Regions from separate parts of the Homo sapiens genome. Here region 2 is linked to region 1. Evidence: chromatin contacts called from ENCODE Hi-C or POLR2A ChIA-PET data. All regions are on one chromosome and are shown on one strand. Each heading gives the region's core, a stretch centred on a gene start or an enhancer-like site at or near the end of the contact. The rest is flanking DNA. Distances are from core to core; before and after follow the strand shown.

Region 1 (2,700 bases), core at 147-2,646:
ATTTTACAGATGAAGAAACTGAGGCCCAGACAGGCTCACTAACTTGCCTTGGCTTACCCAACTGGAAAGTGGCAGAGCTAGACGCCAAACCCCAGCGATGCCCTGAGGCTTGCGTCCTCCAGGGGAGGGAAAGGCACCTGAGCAGGATGAAATGAGCAGATGCCCACCTTGCTTCTGGGGAGGAAAGCAGGGGGATGGATGGAAAGAACTCCAGGTAGGTCGGAGAGAAGCCCTCACTCTTCTGACCTCCGTCTCCAAACTCCAGCTCCTCTTGTCTCTCTACTCCCAGGTGGGCCTGTGAGGGAAGCTGTGGCCCCAGGGGAGGGAAAGATGCTGTTTCCTGGTCCTGCATCCATCCGGAGCCCCTCTCCTACCCCAAAGGTCCTCACTGGCTGTTCTGAGGCACCGACATTGTATTAAAGTGCCCTATTTGTGAAGGAATAAAATGAAGAGTGCACTGATTATCCAAAGTGACTAGTGCAGCCAGGGCAGGGGAGCGTGTAGGACCCAGCACCTTTTAACCAGCTGCCTTTCTGGGGAGCTGGAGAGAGTGCAGGATTGTCTGGTGCTGCCAGGGTTGGTGAAGGTAGGGAAGGAGCACCTCAGGCAGGGAGGCTGCTCCCTGTGTGACTTAACTGTGTCCAAGGTGACTCATGCCCCCTATCCAGGCCCAGCCAGGCCCCCAGTTTCCTTCCAGCTTAAACATGCGAATGGAGGGCTGGGGCAGAACAGAAGCCATTTCAGCTGCAATGCTGGGGGATGTGGAATAGAGATCAAGGTCCCCCAACCTCTCCAGCCCTGTGCACAAAATCCCAGGCATTCTGAGGCTGACTGAGGACCCCGTGGTCTCTTCCTGATTTCTCAGGGAACTGACCTAGGTGGAAAAGCAACACACTCACTGGCCTCCTGTGTTATCTTGGCCCCTTCTTCACCCTCTCTGGGCCTCACGGTCCCCTGTGCACGGTGACAGGGTGGGGATGGGGTTACCAGATGATCTATATGGAATTTTCCAGCCTCATTTCAGCCAATGTGCTGCCTGAGACAGTGTGAGTTTGCAGAGCCCCTCTCCCTACCTCCCAAGCCATTGGCACCACTCGGTGCCCTCCGTGTGCCCAAAGACCCACCTCACGCCCTGCAGATGCCAGTTCCGGGGGCTCTGTGCTGAGCACACCGCCTCAGCCTGAGCAGCTCAGCATTGGCCCGTGGACTCATTCGCAGCTGCTGTCCCCAGAGACACTGCCATCTGCGGCCGCCCTGGGTGCTGGAGGCAGAGATAGGGCAGAGCCAATGCAACCCACGGGAGACGAGCTTCTCACACCCAGGGGCTCTGAGTGGGCCAGGAGGGGGCAGTCCTGGACTGGCTCAGCACCCTGGTATCTCTCCCTGCCCATCAGAGACCCTTCCCCCTAGCCCCCACTCTCAGGATGGCAGGAGGTGGGACCTGTCTCAGCCAATCAGCAGCCTGGCAGAGCAAGGGCTTTATCTTCCGTTGCCCTGGCAACCAGCCTTCTCTTCTGGATCCCTGGTACTGTGCACGTGGTACAGCAGATGACAGAGCGGCAGGATTGGGGGAGTGCGGGGAGGGGGAATCACCCAGCAGGCTGCAGGACCCCAAGCCTGGTGGGCCTAGAGAGGAGAGGACCGTGGCTGATAACTCTAAGGTTTGATGGTCTGCCATTTGGGGAGCAGGGAGATGCTGGGGTAAATGGCAAGCGGGTGGGGACAGAGAATCAGTGACCAGTAGAGCTCAAGGGGGTCATATGTTATACAAGGAAAAACCAAGACTGAGTCTGAGAGTTCAGACACATTGGCTCAATGTAACATTTCCTATGCACCAGACACTGTTTTCAACGCTTTGATTATATTAACTCAATTAATTCTTATTCATGGTCACACAGCAAGAAAGTAGCAATGCCAGGGTCAGAGCCCTAGCCTGGCTTTCAGGACCCTTGCAAATGGCTCCCCCTCCCCATTCTGCCTCATCTACCCCACAGCACCCCTGGCTGGTGTACAGCCAGCACAGGCATTGAGCACTCCCATCTTCCAGCTGGCCCCAACATCACTTCCTGCAGTCCTCCCAGCTGGATTGGTGTTGAGACCCCATTTTGGGATGAGGCAGAGAGGTGATGCTGCTGGCCTTCTCCTTCTCCCAGAGCCCTCAGCTTCTCAGTGACTGAGCTGGAATTCAAAGCCAAGAGCTGACGTTGGGGGTGGGGTCCACCTTCCCAAGCATGGATCCTCCCCCTCCCCCTATGCCATAGACAAGGTATCTGCCACGTGTTGAGGGCTATTCTCAGGAGGGAGAGAGCAGCCCCCTAGGGCCCACGGGGCGTGGCTGGGAAAAGGCTTCCAGGAACCACCTCCCTAGGGAATCCGTTCCCAGAAACCTGGGGATGGGCAGGGGGAAAGCCTCTGGGTGAGGTGGCTTCAGGACCTAGGTCCCCCACCACAGACACCTCTGCGCCATCTAGGGGCTCTTCAGGTATGACAGGTCCTTTCCAGCATATGTGGGACTGGGGGGTGACTGTGAGTTCACAGAGGGTTTGTTTTTTTTGAGACGGAGTCTCGCTGTGTTCGCCAGGCTGGAGTGCAGTGGCGCAATCTCGGCTCACTGCAACCTCTACCTCCCGGGTTCAAGCGATTCCCCTGCCTCAGCCTTCCGAGGAGCTGGGACTACAGGTGGGCACCACCATGCCCGGC
Region 2 (2,700 bases), core at 201-2,700, 260 kb before region 1:
GCCAGGTGTTTGATGCTGCAGTGAACTACGACTGTGCCCCTGCACACTCCAGCCTGGGCAAGAGTGAGACCTTGTCTCAAAAAAAAAAAAAAAAAAAAAAAAAAAAGGATTTGGTTTTTCTTACCCCACACCCCCTCCCCCGCATAACTGGGAGGCTTATTGAAAAATTGCTGTTTTTCATTGACAGTAATAACACAGCCCCATATTTTAATCTGGTTGAGTTTGGGGGCTCATTTGTCTAATAAGGCATTATTAGATATATGAGACATACATGTTTTTGCTGTATTGGGTTTGTATGCACTCAGAGTGCTGCTTTTCATTCTACTACAGATTCTTGCCTCACTCTTTAGGCCATTTCTCTGCATATGTGCATTTTCAGAAGTGGATAGGATAAAATATAAAAGATGAAATTCAAGGTCAGGCGTGGTGGCTCATGCCTGTAATTCCAGCACTTTGGGAGGCCGAGGTGGGCGGATCACGAGGTCAGGAGTTCGAGACCAGCCTGGCCAGCACAGTGAAACCCTGTCTCTACTAAAAATACAAAAAATTAGCCGAGCCTGGTGGCCATGCGCCTGTAGTCCCAGCTACTCGGGAGGCTGAGGCAAGAGAATTGCTTGAACCCTGCAGGCAGAAGTTGCATTGAGCTGAGATCGTGCAATTGCACTCCAGCCTGGGTGACAGAGTGAGACTCTTGTCTCAAAAAACCAAAAAAAAAAAATAGAAATTCAAACCAGTCAGCTTCATCTGGGCCTCTGATTCATCTTTATTCCCTCCATCATCTAGACTTGATTTTATTTGTACCAAGGAGATGCGTGTCTAATGTTTTTCTTTCTTCTATTTCTAGGAGGGCTGTTGGCCTGCTGCTGTGCTGCTGAACAGTATGCAGTCCTTTCGGGAGCAAAGCAGTTACCACGGAAACCAGCAAAGCTACCCACAGGAGGTACACGGCTCATCCCGGCTAGAAGAGTTCAGCCCTCGTCAGGCCCAGATGTTCCAGAATTTTGGAGGTACAGGTGGCAGTAGTGGCAGCAGTGGCAGTGGCAGTGGTGGTGGACGACGAGGAGCAGCAGCTGCTGCGGCAGCGATGGCTAGCGAGACCTCTGGCCATCAAGGTTACCAGGGTTTCAGGAAAGAGGCTGGAGATTTTTACTACATGGCAGGCAACAAAGACCCCGTGACTACAGGAACCCCACAGCCTCCTCAGCGAAGGCCTTCTGGGCCTGTGCAGAGCTATGGACCCCCCCAGGGGAGCAGCTTTGGCAATCAGTATGGGAGTGAGGGTCATGTGGGCCAGTTTCAAGCACAGCACTCTGGCCTTGGCGGTGTGTCACATTATCAGCAGGATTACACTGGGCCTTTCTCTCCAGGGAGTGCTCAGTACCAACAGCAGGCTTCCAGCCAGCAGCAGCAGCAGCAAGTCCAGCAGTTGAGACAACAGCTTTACCAGTCCCATCAGCCCCTGCCACAGGCCACTGGCCAACCAGCATCCAGCTCATCCCATCTACAGCCAATGCAGCGGCCCTCAACTCTGCCATCCTCTGCTGCTGGTTACCAGTTAAGAGTGGGTCAGTTTGGCCAACACTATCAGTCTTCTGCTTCCTCCTCCTCCTCCTCCTCCTTCCCTTCACCACAGCGTTTTAGCCAGTCTGGACAGAGCTATGATGGCAGTTACAATGTGAATGCTGGATCTCAGTATGAAGGACACAATGTGGGTTCTAATGCACAGGCTTATGGAACACAATCCAATTACAGCTATCAGCCTCAATCTATGAAGAATTTTGAACAGGCAAAGATTCCACAAGGGACCCAACAGGGGCAGCAGCAGCAGCAACCGCAGCAACAACAACACCCTTCTCAGCATGTGATGCAGTATACTAACGCTGCCACCAAGCTGCCCCTGCAAAGCCAAGTGGGGCAGTACAACCAGCCTGAGGTTCCTGTGAGGTCCCCCATGCAGTTTCACCAGAACTTCAGCCCCATTTCTAACCCTTCTCCAGCTGCCTCTGTGGTTCAGTCTCCAAGCTGTAGTTCTACCCCATCTCCTCTCATGCAGACTGGGGAGAATCTCCAGTGTGGGCAAGGCAGTGTGCCTATGGGTTCCAGAAACAGAATTTTACAGTTAATGCCTCAACTCAGTCCAACCCCATCAATGATGCCCAGTCCTAATTCTCATGCTGCAGGCTTCAAAGGGTTTGGACTAGAAGGGGTACCAGAAAAGCGACTGACAGATCCTGGGTTGAGTAGTTTGAGTGCTCTGAGTACTCAAGTGGCCAATCTTCCTAACACTGTCCAGCACATGTTACTTTCTGATGCCCTGACTCCTCAGAAGAAGACCTCCAAGAGGCCCTCATCTTCCAAGAAAGCAGATAGCTGCACAAATTCTGAAGGCTCCTCACAACCTGAAGAACAGCTGAAGTCCCCTATGGCAGAGTCATTAGATGGAGGCTGCTCCAGCAGTTCAGAGGATCAAGGCGAGAGAGTGCGGCAACTAAGTGGCCAGAGCACCAGCTCTGACACCACCTACAAGGGTGGAGCCTCTGAGAAAGCTGGCTCCTCACCGGCACAAGGTGCTCAGAATGAACCCCCCAGACTCAATGCTAGTCCTGCCGCAAGAGAAGAGGCCACCTCACCAGGCGCTAAGGACATGCCATTGTCATCCGACGGGAACCCAAAGGTTAATGAGAAGACTGTTGGGGTGAT

What was found. Hi-C counts contacts between places; a loop is a spot of excess contacts on that map. ChIA-PET counts read pairs that join two places held with the same protein, here RNA polymerase II (POLR2A). Pooled maps may share reads with other maps.
Region 2: a loop to region 1 is called in a map of heart right ventricle, with 8 times the contacts of the local background. The contact joins the enhancer-like site here to the promoter of SMIM45 in region 1. A Hi-C loop is called at or near these places in 1 of 168 maps with a recorded cell type or tissue (heart right ventricle) and 7 of 50 pooled maps. POLR2A ChIA-PET finds 5 or more read pairs at or near these places in 3 of 52 experiments (GM12878, activated T-cell and naive thymus-derived CD4-positive, alpha-beta T cell).

The regions. Positions count from the first base shown.
Region 1 is chr22:41,950,846-41,953,545 of GRCh38, reverse strand. It overlaps SMIM45 (small integral membrane protein 45), which reads right to left and starts at 1,396. Exons shown (of 2, transcript NM_001395940.1): 1 at 1,125-1,396. RefSeq lists a silencer at 2,412-2,471 and an enhancer at 1,940-2,567.
Region 2 is chr22:42,213,486-42,216,185 of GRCh38, reverse strand. TCF20 (transcription factor 20) reads left to right here. Exons shown (of 6, transcript NM_001378418.1): 2 at 845-2,700. The coding sequence starts at 881. Among named protein-coding and RNA genes, the nearest start is that of TCF20, 56 kb to the left of the region's middle. RefSeq lists an enhancer at 704-1,203. Within about 2 kb of position 1,450, at least 4 of the 41 ENCODE cell types and tissues checked have a DNase peak (open chromatin) inside an H3K27ac peak, as active enhancers do; they include heart right ventricle, where a contact is called at or near this core.